Linked DNA regions of Homo sapiens: region 1 is linked to region 2. The links are chromatin loops, found by intact Hi-C in ENCODE. Cell type or tissue: heart right ventricle. All regions are shown on one strand. Links, peaks and the distances in the headings refer to the core of each region. The heading gives the core; the rest is flanking DNA.

Region 1 (8,942 bases), core at 2,122-7,121, 55 kb before region 2:
AACCTAGATCCCTCACATGCACGGTTCACAATAGGGTTTGCACTACTATGAGTATCTAATGCCGCTGACCTGACAGGAGGCAGAGCTGGCGGTAATAACTCGCCTGCCTTCACCTCCTTCTGTGCAGCCCACGGGTCCGTGGCCCGGGAGTTGGGGATCCCTGCTACAGAGGAAGCATTGCAAACAGAGGGCAGTCAACAAACAGTTATGGCTAAGTGTGAGAAACAGACGGTCTCTTCAGCAGTTTACAGGGTGAAAGAGCTAGCACAACTAAGGAACAAACTCAGGATCTGAGAGTCAGGGTCAAAGTTCCCCAAAATGGCTGAATGTCTTTCTGAGCATTCAGGTCTGTTGTGCCCCGGATGGGAACATCTGGGGCCCTGAAACATAGGATGGGAAAATCTGGGTGGATGCCCTGAAAGATGGTGTATCTGCAGACTCCCCAGTACCCCCAGAATCTGCATAGGTGGCCCACCCCTCCCTGTGCAAAAATACACTGCAGAGGCCTCTTCCCTCCAGGCAACTGGTGTCCCTCTGAGAAGCTGTGCCCACTTTCTCTCCTGGCTGCCAGCTCGATAATTCGGGGTAATCCCAGCATAACTTTACTGGGGACATTTGGGCCTGATAAGGGCACTAGTGTCCCTACCTCAGCTCACACCCGTGGCCCTGGGGAACATCATGACCAACTGACGGAGGAAGAAACTCCTATGCTTCGTGTACTGGTGGGTCAGCTCAATGTACAAATACAAGCTTTGTCATTGGAATGGGGACAATGGGCAGGTGAAGGGGGTGGCCGCAGTGGCAGAGACAGAGGCTACGTGTGGACCCAAAAGCATGGACTTCACTGACCAAATCTGACCTTGCCATTGCTGCCTTTGAATATCCAACCTCGCAGCAACAGAGAGCAACGTTCAGCCCTGACGCAGCTCCATTCCTGGAGGAGACTCACTAGCAATACGTTGACTAATTGGGCCCCTTCTGTCCTGGAGAGGCAGAGTGTCATTCTCAGATAAACAGACACTGATTCGAGTATGGATTTGCTGTCTCTGTCCTCAGAGCTGCAGCCATTACCACTATCCAGGGGTTTATAGAGTGCTTGATCCACAGGCATGGAATCTCATACAATATAGCATCTGACCAGGGGATCCAGGTGCTATAGGCTGAATGTTTGTGTTCTCCTAAATTCCTATGTTGAAACCCCAACCCCCAGGGTGATGGTGTTAGGGGGTATGGTCTTTGGGAGGTGGTTAGATCATGAAGGCAGAGCTCTCATGAATGGGCACAAGGGGTGGCTCATGGCAACCACAGATAGGTGCACTGTTTGCATTTCCCTTCAAGAAAGAACTGAATGATCAGCTGCAAGGAGAGTGGTCAGCTGACAGCCTCCAGTTGCAGCACCTTTGGGACCCGCTGCAGTATTTGAGCTGAGGCCATGCTTTTCCCCACTCCTGCAGTCCCAGCCAATGACTGAGTACGGCAAGCGGCCACTCAGCACCCTCCCTTATGTTTGGGAACTTGTTACCCAAATCCCCAACCGCAACCACGGGATTCCAACAGGAGCAATCATGCTCTTATATGTCCTGATTCCCATGGTCAAAGTTGAACTTGTATAAGGATGAATGCCCAGGCTGGGCCACTCATAGTCCTTCCCCTGGCTGTTGTTGTTGTTGTTGTTGTTGTTGTTGTTTAAACTATAGTCGAGAAGAACATCTCTCTAGTGCAGGAAGTTGCAAGAGATAGCCTTGGTAGTTGTTGGTTTCTGGCCATATGAGGACTCCCATCTGCAGTGAATGAGAAAGAAACCAACACACACAGATGCACAGAGAGGAGACAGAAAGTGCCTGTAGTGGCTGGGCATGGTGGTTCACGCCTGTAATCCCAGTATTTTGGGAGGCCAAGGCAGGCGGATCACCTAAGGTTGGGAGTTCGAGACCAGCCTGACCAACATGGAGAAACCCTGTCTCTACTAAAAATACAAAATTAGCTGGGCATGGTGGCGGGCGCCTGTAATCTCAGCTACTTGGGAGGCTGAGGCAGGAGAATCACTTGAACCTGAGGGGTGGAGGTTGCGATAAGCCCAGGTGGCACCATTGCACTCCAGCCTGGGCAACAAGAGCAAAACTCTGTCTCAAAAAAAAAAAGTGCCTGCAGTATCAGAGCTCTAAGGTCCAGCTGTACCCAGCTCTCCTGGGTTTGATTTTTCTAATCTTTTCTAATATTGGGTAAGAAGTCCGGTATGTTTCCAATAAACATTTTAATTGGAATCAGCTGTCTATCACGTGTGACCAAATAAGTTCTGACACACATTTAGAAGTATCCTACACCTATTTTATATTGATAGTTAATATAGAGTGAGTTGATGGTTTATTATGTTCTAAATAATGGGCTAAGCACTTTACATATATGAATTCATTTAGTCCTCCAAGCAACAATATGAGTCTCTTCTCTCTCTGTTATTTCTCCCAATTTACATATAAAGAGACTGAGGCTAATTTGCTCTAGAATCAAGGCTACTACATAAGGTATTTTAGCACATGACCTTATAATGTGGGCTTCAGAAAGCAGAAACTTTGGAAAGTGCCATCTTCAGTGTTTTAGTTTCTCACCCGGTGATGACATCTCTGTTTTGCAGCATGAGCAAGACAGGTTTGCAGCTGCAGGCATCCTGCAACCTCTGCTGAGGGTTGAAGGACCATTTTCAGGAATAAGGAGAGCAGCATAATACAGAAGCAGAACTGATCATTCCCTACATATGCGCATTTTGGAAGCTTAAAATGGGATTCAAGATTGGACAAGCATGAGTACTTACATGGTCAGAACATATACATTGGGACAATCCTAGATATCTAAGAAGTAAGGGTATCAGGGGTACCTACCAATAGATAGCTCTCAATACAGATTCCTGGAAGGCCAAATCCTTCCCTCCCAGAGGCCTGGAATCCAATGTCAGTGAGTCACTCCTTTATGTGAAGCATCCACATGACCTCTGCTCTCTTTTAAAATTAATCTCTGAGGCCAGTCAGGGTGGCTTATACCTGTAATCCCAGCATTTTGGGAGGCCAAGGTGGGAGGATCACTTGAGGCCAGGAGTTCGAGGCCAGGAGTTCAAGACCCGCCTGAGAAACATGGTGAAACTCCATCTCTACAAAAACTACAAAAATTGGCCAGGCATGGTGGGTCACGCCTGTGGTCCCAGTTACTGGGGAGGCTGAGGTGAGAGGACTGCTAGAGCCCCAGAGGTGGAGGTTGCAGTGAGCCAAGATTACACCACTTTACTCTAGCCTGGGTGACAGAAGTGGAGTAAAAAACAGACAATGTCTCAAAAAAAAAAAAAAAAAAAAAAGGAGTAGTAAAAGGTGGGGAAAGGCCTCTCCAACCCCACCACTAAGTGGAACTTCTGTTAATACCAGAACTCGGCCTTCAGATCAAGACCATCCAAAAGAATATAATGTGAGCCACGTATTTCATTAAATTGTTTCTGATAGCCATATTTGAACATTTTTTTCTAAAAACAAGGGAAACTAATTTTAATAATATGTTTACTTAATGCAGTATATCAAAAATATTATTTCAACAGGTGGTCAATTAAAAATTATTAGTGAGCTATTTGATGTTTTTTTTTCATCTAAGTCTTTGAACACTAGTTATTTTACACTTATGGCAAATCTCAATTCAGATGCTAAATTCTCATCAGAAATACTTGATCTGGCTGGGTGCAGTGGCTCACGCCCGTAATCTCAGCACTTTGGAAGGCTGAGGCGGGCGGATCACTTGAGGTCAGGAGTTCAAGACCAGCCTGGCCAACAGGGTGAAACCCCATCTCTACTAAAAATACAAAAATTAGCCAGGTGAGGTGGCGGGCCTATAATCCCAGCTACTTGAGAGGCTGAGGCAGGAGAATCACTTGAACCTGGGAGGCAGAGTTTGCAGTGAGCCAAGATCATGCTACTGCACTCCAGCCTGGGTGACATGGTGAGACTGTCTCAAAAAAAAAGAAAAGAAATACTTTATCTGTATTTAGACTTCATAAAATTGAAAATTGAAAAATTAGTTTTATACAGCAAGTTGTTCAAAATATACTTAAAATTTTCCAATAACTGAATCCAGTATCAGTTTTCAAATTTAAATTTAAACTAATTATAATGCACACAATTAAAAATTCCATTCCTTGGTCACAGCAGACACATTTCAAGTTCTCAGTGGCCCCAGTAGCTAGTGGCACCACGTCAGACAGCACAGAGAACATTCCATCGGCACAAAAAGTGCTCTGGGACTGTGCCACACTAGATGGTTCCAGCCTTGGCCCTGCAAGGTCGGAAGTGAGTTACGTAAACAAATAGGTTCCTCAACTTCCCAGAGGCCTTCCCATGCCTCTGCCTGGACTCCCAGACTAAGGCTTCTGAACCCCTTCTTCCACCCACTCCCCAACGACCTCCCCAGCAAAGTAGTTAAGAGCAGGGCTCTGAAGTCACAGAGATCCCAGGTTCATCTCAGCTCATCATGTACCAGTTATTTGACTTCCAACAGGCTAATTAACTTTTCTGAGACTTGGGTTTCTCATTAGTAAACAGAAGACAGTATTTTAAAGGAATGTTGTGAGGAGTGCATGAGGTAATGAGTACAAGGCATTAGCACAATGCCTCACACAGAAAATAATGAAAGGTAGTTATTATCAGACAAAAACCCCAAACTCTTTTGTATATGTTTTGTAGATCCCTCCCCAGCATCCTCCTGCCACCCAGGCCAGGTTATTCCTTGGTATCCTTTGGAGGGATCGGGAGTCAGTGGGGATGGGGAGGGACAGGGGAGGGCCTGGTGTGTGGGTGCCGGGGTGCCCCTGTGAGCCGTGTGGTTGTTAATTTACAGGGCATTTGTGCTGCTGCTCTCTTCAGCTCTTCCTTCCCTGCTTATCAGTTCAGGTGGCTTTTGCTCTGGAACTCTCAGTCCCACACGGTCCCCCTCTTTTTTTTGTGACCTAGAACAAATGATTAAGCATACAAAACTATCAGCAACACCCTCTTTCTAAGGACATCAATGACCTCATTCACTCCAAACCCACGGGTACTTTCTGCTCCACCTCTTGGCAGTGTGTGAGCTGTTATTTCTTCCCCTCCTCATCCTGGCTGCCTCTGCCACCCTACAGACCCTTCCTCCTCCTGCCTTTTCGAAGGCCGATCTTTTTACTGCTCCCTAGGCCTGAGCCTTCCCCAAGCCACAGTCTCACTTGGGCAATCTCATTTACTCCAAGGCCTCAGCTCAGAGCCCCTAAACTGTTAGCTTACAAACCTGCACCTCCAGCTCCCACATCAGGTTCAATTCACAGCTCCCAACTGGTCTCACCGCCTGCATGACCCACCTCTGAATTCATCCTTATTCCCTTCAAACCATTCAGGTTCTCACTTGCTGTGAGTTGGGGAAGAGAATACACAAGTAGCTACAAGCGCCCATGTGCCCTTCCTGTGCCAAGAACTTCATTTAACCTTCACAATGACTCTGAGGGGAAGGAATAACAGTCTCCAGTTTATACCTGGAAAAGACAAGGCTCAGAAGAGGAAGAAACCCAAATCCAGGGCCAAGGGTAGTGGCTCACAGCTGTAATCCCAGCACTTTGGGAGGCCAAGGTGGGTGGATCACTTGAGGTCAGGAGTTCGAGACCAGCCTGGCGAACATGGTGAAACCCCATCTCTACTAAAAATAAAATAAATTAGCTGGGCATGGTGGTGCAGGCCTGTAATCCCAGCTACTCAGGAGGCTGAGGCCGGAGAATCACTTGAACCCAGGAGGCGGAGGTTGCAGTGAGCCAAGATCATGCCACTGCACTCCAGCCTGGGCAACAGAGTGAGACTCCATCTCAAAAAATAAATACATAAATAAAAAAGAAACCCAAATCCAGGTCTATCTGAATTCAGACTCCGTGCTCTTCCCAATCCACATGTCTGCCTCCCATGATTCATTCAACAGATTGAAGCTCTCTGCCAGGATGGATTACATACTGTCTGTCTTTGAAAGGTTCGCAGTTCAGTGACAGACAGAGAAGATATGGATAAATACAGTAGTGTGGAAGTGCTGGGATAGGGTCTTGGGTCAGGAAAAACTCCTCCAGAGAAGTGACATCTATACTGAATCAAGAAGGACCAGTAGGAATTATACAGGAAGATACAGGGTAGGAGGAAGTGGTGAGCAGTGAGTGTAAATGCCTGAAAGCTGGGGAGAGAGAGTTGGGACGCTGCAAGTGGTTTCAGCATGGCAGGAGCCAGTGCCGAAGGAGCCTGAGAAAGAGGTAAGCAGAGGCCAGCTAGAATCTAGGTTGAAGGTGCAAGAAACCATTCAATGCTCTTAAGCAGAGGAGGGGCAGGTGCAGATTTGCATATGAGAAATAATCACTCTGGCTGCAGTGTGGAGAACAGACTGGAGGGGCTCCTTGGCGTTGGGGAGACACTGAACAAGTCACTGGCTTAGTTCAGAGGAGAGAGGATGATGATGGTGCAAAAGAAGGGAGAGGCCCCCTCAATGAAGAGGACTAGAGAGTTATGCGGGTTGGTGATGGCACAGGACTTGTTGGTTGACTAGATATGCAGGGCAGCTAAGCACTTGCAGGCTGGACAATTGTGTGGATGGTAGTGGAGTCACTGAGAAAGGGACACAGGAGAAAGGGCAGGTGTCAGGGGATGAGGATGCATTTCACTGGGGACCTGTTGAGTTGAGGCACCAGTGGGACACCCAGATCAGGATGTCAGGTGGACAGTGGTATGTGGGTTCGCAGTCAGGAGAAAACTGTTTGGGATAGACACAGAGGTCTGAGTGTCATCCGTGATAACTTGAGCAAGGGGAATATATAAATGATCCTAAGAGACATAAAATGAGAGGAAATGCAGGCTAGAGCAGGAAATCTGAGGAACACCAACATTTAGGAGGTGGGCAGCAGAAGAAAGACCTTAGAGGAGAACTGTGAAGAAGCCAGGAGGTAGATTTAAAAAAACAAACAAACAAACAAACAAAAAAAACGCAAGTGTAACCAAAGCCATGGCAAGTGTAACCAGTTTCAACAATAGGGAGGTCATTGGTGCCCTTGTTGGGAGAGTCTAAGTGGAGTTTAGATGGCAAAAGCCAGTTTGTGGTGGGTTGAGAAGAGATTGGATGGTGAGCAAATGAGGACAGTAAGAATAGACAATTCATTAAAGATGTCTAGTTGCAATAAGCTCACTTCAAAGATTAAATAAGATGATGAATGAATGTTATGTGCCAATGCCTGGCATATAACAATACCTCAGTCAGTGTTAGCTACTACTATTATTATTATATTAAAGAATATATTTATCCTGGCTAACACGGTGAAACCCTGTCTCTACTAAAAATACAAAAAATTAGCGGGGTGTGGTGGCGGGCGCCTGTAGTCCCAGCTATTTGGAAGGCTGAGGCAGGAGAATGGTGTGAACCCGGGAGGCGGAGTTTGCAGCAAGCCAAGATCGAGCCACTGCAATCCAGCCTGGGCAACAGAACAAGACTCCATCTCAAAAACAAACAAACAAACAAACAAACAACAACAAAAAAGAATATATTTCAAGGAAGAAGAGAAAAAAATGGTAGCCATAAGGAGATGTGAATTTAGGGAGGCTTTTTAAAGGCTTCTCTCCCCATTATACCAAAAAAAGAAAGAACTTCCTTCTTGCCAAACGCTGCCGACATGATGTTCAAGCACTTCCTGGAGGTTTGCCAGGTGGCCTATGTCTCCTTTGGACCTTATGCTGGAAAGCTGGTCGCAGTTGTAGATGTTACTGATGAAAACAGGGCTCTGGCTGATGGACTTTGCACTCAGGTAATGGGACAGGCCGTGTCTTTCAAATGCATGCAGCTCACTGACTTCATCCTCAAGTTCCCACATAGCACCCACCAAAGGTATGTCCAACAAGCCTGGCAGCAGGTAGACCTCAATGCAAAATGGGCAGCCACACTAAGCCAAGAAGATTGAAGCCAAAGAGAGGAAAGCCAAGATGACAGATTTTGATTGTTTTAAAGCCATGAAGGCAAAGAAAATGAGGAAAAGAATAATTAAGAATGAAGTTAGAGGCTCACGCCTGTAATCCCAGCACTTTGGGAGTCCAAGGCAGGCAGATCACCTGAGGTCAGGAGTTTGAGACCAACCTGGCCAACATGGTGAAACCCTGTCTCTACTAAAAATACAAAAATTTGCTGGGCGTGGTGGCGCGTGCCTGTAATCCCAGCTACTTGGGAGACTGAGGCAGGAGAATCACTTGAACCCAGGAGGCAGAGGTTGCAGTGAGCCGAGATTGTGCCATTGCACTTCAGCCTGGGCGACAAGAGCGAGACTCTGTCTCAAAAAACAAACAAACAAAAAATGAGTTTAGGAAGCTTCGAAAGGCAGCTCTCCTGAAAGCTTCTACCAGAAAAGCACCTGCTGCTAAAGTCCCAGCAAAAAAGATGATCACTGCGGGCAAGAAGGCTCCAGCCCGGAAGATTCCTGCCCAGAAAGCCACAGGCCAGAAGGCAGCACTTCTTCAGAAAGCTCAGAAGGGTCAAAAAGTGTTGGCCCAGGGAGCACCTTCTCCAAAAGTGTCTGGCAAGGAAGCATAAGAGGCTACTACTAAAGTAATAAAGGCTCTTTTTGACATGTTAAAAAACAGGGAAAAAACGCTTTAAAAATTTCATCAAAGAAATACACGCAAATGGTTCAAAAAAGCAACAGTCCCGAGCCACCCTGAAGAGGCAAGCACTTTGAACTGCTTCTGTGTTGTAGTAACCTCCAGATCACTAATTCACCTCCTGGCCTAACTATTTCTTGATTTATCCGCCTTAGACATTCTCTATTAACTTCCTGATATGCTGGATGAGAATTTAGTTCACTTACACTCCTCTCGTTCCCCTCTCCTCCAAAGTGGTTGCATCACCATTCTCAATCTCTCCACTGGCCCTCTTTGCAACCT
Region 2 (8,942 bases), core at 2,285-7,284:
TTTGCTTTGGTATCATTTCATATTTCCCCTGCAAAGACACCACTCACTCATGATTGTGCAGTCACAGAACTTGAGATTTTTTATATAAAAACTCAAGAATGTGGCTGGGTGCAGTGGCTCATGCCTGTAATCCCAGCACTTTGGGAGGCCAAGGTAGGTGGATCACTTAAGGTAAGGAGTTCAAGACCAGCCTGGCCAACATGGAGAAACCCCATCTCTAATAAAAATTCAAAAATTAGCCGGGCATGGTGGCACGTGCCCGTAATCCCAGCTACTCAGGAGGCTGAAGCAAGAGAATCGCTTGAACCCAGAAGGCGGAGCTTGCAGTAAGCCAAGCTCACGCCACTGCACTCCAGCCTGGGCCACAGAGCAAGACTCCTTTTAAAAAAAATAAATAAATAAAACAAACAAAAAACACCCCAGGAATGCAGTTCTTCTGTCCTCAATATATTATAATACTTTATATTAATGTATTTAATGAATAGTTCTTGAGAATTGACTATGTACCAGGTACTAGACCAATTCACAATCCAGCAGGACAGGCAATTTTAAAAAATGGTATAAATGGTTATATTTAAGCATGCCGTGGTGAAAAGGACTATAAAAGAAAAGAAGAAGGTGCAATGAGAATATATAACACCTTGTCTGAGGTGTTAGGGAAGGTCTTCCTGAGGAAGTGAGTAAGAAGCTGAAATGCAAAGGTTAAGTAGGATGAGGTTAGCTAAGCAGAGAGATAGAGAAAGAACTTTTGCGCGTGCCAAGTCTGGAGGTGGGAGAAACTTATCACGCTCAAGGAACTGAAAGGCCTTTGTGAGCTGGACTGTGGGAAGTGAGCAAGAGAGGGTACACAATGAAGCTGGAAATGCACGTGGAGGTCAAATCATGCAGGGCCTGTGGATCGCATTAAGGATTTTAGACTTTCTCCGACAAGAAATGAGAAGCCACTGGAAAGTTGTAAGAGAGAAACAACATGATCACATTTTCATTTTTATGAAAACTCCAGCTGTTATGTGGAGAATAAACTGGAAAGAACAAGAATGAAAATGAGGCCAGGCACAGTGGCAAACGCCTGTAATCCCAGATGTTTGGGAGGCCAAGGTGGGCGGATCATGAAGTCAAGAGATCGAGCCCATCCTGGCCAACATGGTGAAACCCCATCTCTACTAAAACTACAAAAATTAGCTGGGTGTGGTGGCACTTGCCTGTAATCCCAGCCACTCGGGAGGCTGAAGCAGGAGAACTGCTTGAACCCGGGAGGCGGAGGTTGCAGTGAGCTGAGATCACACCACTGCCCTGCAGCCTGGGCAACAGAGCGAGACTCCGTCTCAAAAAAAAAAAAAAAGAAAAGAAAAGAAAAGAAAATGAAAACTAGGGAGCTATTACAGTAGTCCAGGTGAAAGATCATGGTGTCTTGAACTAAGATGACAGCAGTGAAGATAGATATGGACAGACTCAACATATTAATGCACAACCAAAAACTCAGCTTTATGCCTAAGGGGGAAGCAAGGGAAGCATTCTCACTAAACTTAGGAACAAGACAGGATGCCCACTATCACCATGTTATTTAACATCTTTCTAGATGTGTTAGTCAATGCAGTTAGACAAGAGAAGAGAACTCATGGTATCAAAACTGGAAAAAAGTTATAAAGTATCGCTATTTACATAGATTCTATTATTATATATCTAGAAAACCCAACAGAATCAAATATAAAATCCACTATAAACAAAACAAATATTCTATTAATGTCTATAAACCAATTATCTTTTATGTATGCAAATAGCAATCAATTAGATATAGTGGGGGAAAGACACTATTTTTAATAGCAACAAAAAACGTAAATTCCCAGACCAGGCATGGTGGCTCATGACTATAATCCCAGCATTTTGTAAGGTTGAGGTGGGCAGATCACTTGAGCCCAGAGTTCAAGACCAGCCTGGGCAACATAGTGAAACCCCGTCTCTACAAAAAAAAATACAAAAATTAGCGGGTCGTGGTGGTGCATCCCTATAGTCCCAGCTACTCAGGAGGCTGAGGTGGGAGGATCGCTTGAGTCCAGGAGGTTGAGGCTGCAGTGAGCCATGATCATGCCACTGCTCCAGCTTGGGCAACACAGTGAGACCCTGTCTCAAAAATAAAAATTTAAAAATTCCTAGGAATAGACTTGCCAAGAATTGTACAAGGTCTATATGATGAAAACTTTAAAATTTTCCTCAGGAACACAGCAAAAACTTGGAACAAATGGGAAGGTCTCCCATGCTCTTGGATAGGATAACATTCACAAAACATCAGTTCTCCCTACACGCATCCACACATTTAGAAACAGATACACCTTTGATTCATTGGCAAATGCAGTTTGGGTTGCTTAACAGGTGAAAACAGAAGCCACAAGGTGGTAGAACAATGTTAATTGAGGAGAAGTGCCTTTTTATGGAGGTAGAGGCAGAACAGTGTGTGCAAAAACACGGGAAATATTTATTCCATCCAAAGTGTGCAAAGACCTGGGGTGGGAAGTACTTACCCCATCCAACGAACTCAAAAGTGGATTGCAGTAAGTGAGGAAGAGAGAGTATGCATTGAATTTGGAAAGGTAGTGAGTTTAGAAGAAGTGAACAGAAAGTGAAGCAGTGGAGACTGGAGGCTGCAGGCCATAATCCCAGCAAGACTGGCTGCTCTGGAGGCAGGGATAGGATGCTGACTGATAGCTCCTTAGCAAGGGAAGTATTCAGCCCCACCCCTCCCTCTAAGAGGGCAGGGATTCTTCATTGCTATGTTTAGAGTAGTACTGCATATGAACTGGACCTTCATGGATGTCTCCCAAAGTCCCTGAGCTCAGTGACCTTGGTTCTTCCTAGGTCCCATGGCTCTCACTGGAAATTGGTTCTCAACAGTCCATTTTCAGCCCTTCACAGGAGACATATGGTTCTTTTCACAAGACATCCACTCTTGACTTAATACCAGCAGGGCATGATGAACTTGGCATTGTTTATCCAGAAGCAGGGAAGGATGAGTGAGGGAAGCTCCACTCGCCCCAGGGCCACCCTGCTGCAGTGATCTGTGGCACAAAGGCCAGAGAACCGGCTCCTTACAGAGGTGCAGTTGTGGTTAGGAATGGAGGAGAGCTAACAGAACTATGACCTCTTACCCAGAGTTAACCAAAGATATGGCGGTGTAGACTTAGGAAGCCCCAACTTTATGTACCTAATCAATGCCTGATTTCCTGTCCCAAAGAAGCTTGGGCCCTGGGAAGGTGACTTGAAGTCCATTTCCTGGAACAAAGGCACACAGCAGTCCTGCTTCATGAGCTGCCAAGTAAAACTGTCAGAATCTATTTAAGAAAACCAGGCCAGTCTGGCCGTCTGGCTGCATTTACTGAGAATGGCCACTGAGACAAAGAGGGAAAGAGTGTTCATTCAATTCATTCACTGATATTTACTGAGGGCCTACCACATGCCAAGTCTCTTCTAGGTGGTAGGGATACAGAAATGAGCCAAATAGACACAACCCCTGTCCTCACAAGGCTTACTTTCTGGTGGAGGGAGATAGACCAATAAAGATGTAGACAAAATAGTATTAGTTAGAAGGGGTTAAGTGCTTCAGTTTCAGTTAGCATAGAAAAATGTCAATAGGACATTTTTAGGATACAACAAGGTATTGGCAGAGCATATAGATTAGGTGCAGGACCCTGTATTAATGTGGTAGAGCAGTCGATGAGGGGCTTTCTAAAAAGGTGACATTTAAGCTGAATCCTGAAAGATAAAGAGCCAGGCATGTGAAGAGTAAAGGAGAAGGAGAAATATTACAAAGGCCTGAGTTAGGCAAGAACTTGGAATGTTCAAAAAACAGAAAGAACATCAATTTCTGCAGTGCACAGAGTTGGGAAAGATCCTGAAGGTGAGGCTGGGGAGGCCAACATGTCTTGAGAATGTGGGTCTTTCCTAACATGTTGTGCCCGTTACAGCACGATTATCGATTCGAACATAACACTGCCCACTCACAGCTCACTGCCTAACTCAGCTACCTGGCCTCAGCTCAGAGACAGGCCATCTTAAGAAAGTCCCAAGAATGGCCAAAGCAGAAGTCAAGTTTATGCTCCAAAGCTCATATACAACACTCATCGGGGAGCTTCTGGGATTTTCATTCAGATAATTTTCTTTCATCTTAAATACTCTTTTAATAAATTTCCTTATTGGGTTTCCAAGCCAACAGCAAATTACAAGCAACAGATTAGAAGGGGAGGGAAGGGCAGGCACTCTGTTCAAATGACATTTTAATTCAGTGACTCATTTTGCTTGGACACCACACTCCTCTGATACTGGCTTCATGTGACTGCAAGGACTCCCAGGATCACTCGAGCACCAGTCTGACATTTATGTTTACTGTACCATGGTACAGTGAGGACACTGATACACATTAGCAGTCCAAGATACAAGTCCTGATTGCCCCATTCATAGTTTTGTGTCCCCATTAGATTGTGAATGACATAAGGACATGTGTCTTAGTCATCTTTCAGTTCACCCATAACCCATGCCCCTTCTTCAAGCCTAGAATAATGCCAGTCATGTAATAGTGCCTGATAAATGGATCTGGAATAAATAAATGGAAATATGATCTTGGATAAATTACTCTCTGTGTTCCTCAAATGCCTCATCTATAACAGGAAAGAGCATGTGCATCTTAAGGGCTTGCTTGGAATATTAGATAACACAATATATATAGAAAGAGTAATGTTAAGTAAACGTACAATATAAATATGAGATATTTTGCTCCTTGTGGCTGAATCACACAGAGGTGTCCTTCAAAGGGTCAAGGGACCATTTAGGTCTTTATGCCTATGTCTTGAGTAGTTGCCACTAGATGGCAATATTTTCTTAAGGCATGGTTAGCCATTTTTGAGTCTACCCCAGTGGTCTTCAAACTGGGGATTCCCATGCTGTTGGGAGTACAAAATGCTTTCCAAGAGGTGCTCAATTATAGATAGCTTTGTGGAAATCTGATCCTCAACTTCAATGTATTCTCTTTCCTAAAATCAGCCTGCTTGGGAAAGCACCCATGTTCACAATAGCTCTTCTCCAACTTTTCAAAAACGAAAGCATACCCGTTCTTCACCTGAAATCTTATTTTATGGCACCATCAGATAAATACCCACCAAGACATCAGACGAAGGTGAAATCTTCAACAATCAAAAAGGAACCAGTCTTTTTCTATCTTTCACATACTTCTGTTAAGAGTGAAGGCCGGGCGCGGTGGCTCACGCCTCTAATCCCAGCACTGTGGGAGGCCGAGGTGGGCGGATCACGAGGTCAGGAGATCGAGACCATCCTGGCTAACACGGTGAAACCCCGTCTCTACTAAAAATATAAAAAATTAGCCGGGCGTGGTGGCGGGCGCCTGTAGTCCCAGCTACTCGGGAGGCTGAGGCAGGAGAATGGCGTGAACCCGGGAGGCGGAGCTTGCAGTGAGCTGAGATAGCGCCACTGCACTCCAGCCTGGGCTACACAACGAGACTCCATCTAAAAAAAAAAAAAAAAAAAAAAAAAGAGTGAAACTTGGCTTTAGGAATGGGGTATTTTGGCTCTTGTTGTTATGGTCTTCATGAATAAAATATATGGTAAGTGGGGTGGTGGGAGTAAGACCTTTTCCATCCTCTAAGAATTATTGGCAAATGCCTTGATCTTAAGAAAGCAAAGCAAAGAGAGCATCTGTTTAAAAAATGCTAAAAAATAGCTCTTTTACATATATAAATATAGTAAATTTTCAGCCAGGTGCAGTGGCTCACACCTGTAATCCCAGCATTTTGGGAGAGCAAGGCAGGCAGATCATGACGTCAAGAGATTGAGACCATCCTGGCCAACATAGTGAAACCCTGCCTCTACTAAAAATACAAAAATTAGCTGGGCGTGGTGGCGGGCACTTGTAATCCCAGCTACTCGGGAGGCTGAGGCAGGAGAATCGCTTGAATCCGGGAGGCGGAGGTTGCAGTGAGCTGAGATTGTGCCACTGCACTCCAGCCTGGCAACAGAGCAAGACTCTGTTTCAAAAAAAAAAAAAAAACACAAAAACACTGTATATACATAGTAATTTTCAGCTATTCTCAATACTCATCTCAAACTCACATCATTAGCAGGAATGAAATATGTTGGAATGGCCAAAGCAGTTAATTATTTTAATTTATTTATTTACTTTTATTTATTTATTTTTAAAGATGAGGTTTCACCATGTTGGCCAGGCTGGTCTGGAACTCCTGGCCTCAGGTGATCTACACACCTTGGCCTCCCAAAGTGCCGGGATTACTGGTGTGAGCCACCACACCTGGCCTACTTACTTATTTTTGAAACAGGATCTCACTGTGACCCAGGCTGGAGTGGAGTGGCATGATCAAAGCTCACTGCAGCATTGACCTCCCAGCTCAAGCAATTCTCCCACTTCAGCCTCCCTAGTTGGTGAGACTACAGGCACGCCCCACCATGCCAGGCTAATTTTTCTATTTTTTGTAGAGATGAGGTTTCACCAGTTGTCCAAGCTGATCTCGAACTTCTGGGGTCAAGCCATCCTCCCACCTTGGTCTCCCAAAGTGCTGTGATTACAGGCGTGAGCCACCACAACCAGCTGATTATCTTAAATGTAACTAAAATATGTTTTTAGGATCACCAAACTTTTCATGACACACTAGCTAAAAGAAACCAATAAAACTTTTACATGATTTCTTTCAAATGTGGTGTGTGTTTTTCAACAAGGTAGTTATAAAATATTTGTATCAAATCATATGATAAACTATTCATACTCCATTTGCAGAACAAAATAAAATTTTAAAACATTCCAATATTTGTCAATTCTTATCTTTATTATCTCATTTTATTTAATATTGTCTATTTCCCACTAACGAAAACACAATTCTATGTTACTTGCCAGATCAATTCATTTTTGCAGCTTATTTATATGTTTTCATTAAATCCGTAAGAAAAGTTTTCTCATGATATCTAATGAAACTGGCTGGGCGAGGTGGCTCATGCCTATAATCCTACCACTTTGGGGAGACAAGGCAGGAGGATTGTTTGAGCTGAGGACAACATAGTGATATCATGCATGTCTCTACAAAAAACATTTAGAAATTAGTTGAGCATGGTGGCACTCACCTGTAGACCCAGCTACTTGGGAAGCTGAGGCAGGAGGATCACTGGAGGCCAGGAAATTGAGGCTGCAGTGAGCTATGATCACACCACTGCACTCCAACCTGGGTGACAGAGCAAGGTCTTATCTCAAGATAAAATTAAATTAAATTAAAGTAATGGTTCTATGTCTGATTTCCTCAGAGTTTGATACTTGCATATAGATACATTTTACCAAAGGAATGTCATTATTTGTACTATATTCCTTGCTCTATAAATAGTTTATAATTTGGCTACTCATGACATTGCATTACTGTAAATTAGATAATAAAGAACAGTATATTGATTTGTTAACTTGTTTTTATAACTTTAAAAACTAATAAATGGAAAAAATACATAACTGAATTATACTAAATCTACCTCAACTTAATCTTTCCCACTTTTAATCCTTACAACAACCCTTAATATAGGTACTATTATTTCCCACACAGAGTTAGGTAATTTATCCATAGTTACAAAAGAAAAAAAAAGCCCTTTGCACAGGCCAATAATAGATGTCACAAGAACCACGACATATATAAAGTGTATAAGCAAGTCTTAAGTTACACTTTATATATTCCAACTGAAGTGGTTAAAATACGCTATTCAGTGCGGTGCTGCACGCTAGTAATCCCAGCACTTTGGGAGGCCGAGGTGGGTGGATCACTTGAGGTCAGGAGTTCGAGACCAGACTGACCAACATGGTGAAACCTTGTCTCTACTAAACACAAAAAATTAGCCAGGTGTGGTGGTGCATGCCTGTAATCTCAGCTACTTGGGAGGCTGAGGCAGGAGAATTGCTTGAACCTGGGAGGCAGAGGTTGCAGTGAGCCGAGACTGCACCATTGCACTCCAGCCTGGGCAACAAGAGCAAAACTCCATCTCAAAAAAAAAGAAAACAAAAAAAAACCACGCTATTCTAGGCCTGGCACAATGGCTCAGGCCTGTAATTCCAGCACTTTGGGAGGCTAAGGCAGGTGAATCACTTGAGGTCAGGAGTTTGAGGCCAGCCTGGCCAACATGGTGAAACCCCATCTCTACTAAAAATACAAAAATTAGCCAGGCGTGGTGGCGGGCGCCCATAATCCCAGCTACTCAGGAGGCTGAGGCAGGAGAATCTCTTGAACCCAGGAGGTAGAAGTTGCAGTGAGCCAAGATTGCACCACTGCACTCCAGCCTGGGTGACAGAGCGAGACTCCATCTCAAAACAAACAAACAAAAACCACGCTATTCTGGCATATTGATTATATAAGTTAAAGACACTTAAAAAACAACAGGTGTAAGAAGGTCATCTTGACCTTTGTGATCTTAAAAGCAGAAAATGAAATTCCGTGTGGAAGACATCCTCTCTATTCTAGAAAGATACAACAGCCTCATCATCAATGACAACAAAGTTGAGGCTGAAGGAATTCCACACAAACAAAACTTGTTAAGCTAACTCTTAACTTCCTAACTCCTTCTCTACCCAATTAACTACCCTAGCTGAAACCCCTGTGTCTTATGACATTTTCACAGTTTATTACTCTTTGTTGAATTCAGTATGTAAGTAACTGGCTGTTTCTTTTTCTTTTTTATTATTTATTTTTGTGACAGGCTCTCACTCTGTCACCCAGGCTGGAGTGCAGTGGCACAAATACAGCTCACTGCAGCCTTGACCTCCTGGGCACAAGCAATCCTTCCACCTCAGCCTCTCTAGTAGCTGGGACTACAGGCATGCACCACCACACCTGGCTAATTTTTGCTTTTTTTTTTTTTTTTTTTTTTGTAGAGACGGGGGTTTCAGCATGTTGCCCAGG

The links. Peaks named below come from ENCODE experiments on the same cell type or tissue, not always from the same donor. Only the 100,000 strongest peaks of a DNase experiment are listed, where the experiment ranks them.
Region 1: a loop joins it to region 2, with 7 times the contacts of the local background. A loop is called at or near these places in 7 of 110 quality-filtered maps.

The regions. Positions count from the first base shown.
Region 1 is chr2:61,709,721-61,718,662 of GRCh38, reverse strand. It overlaps the pseudogene LOC647077. Among named protein-coding and RNA genes, the nearest start is that of FAM161A, 140 kb to the left of the region's middle. In heart right ventricle, for the core only: no CTCF peak of the experiment used is centred there; a DNase peak (open chromatin) is centred at 4,282; H3K27ac peaks cover 1,614 bases.
Region 2 is chr2:61,654,987-61,663,928 of GRCh38, reverse strand. No RefSeq gene overlaps it. Among named protein-coding and RNA genes, the nearest start is that of XPO1, 120 kb to the right of the region's middle. In heart right ventricle, for the core only: a CTCF peak has its summit at 4,848 (motif pointing right); a DNase peak (open chromatin) is centred at 3,318; H3K27ac peaks cover 2,799 bases.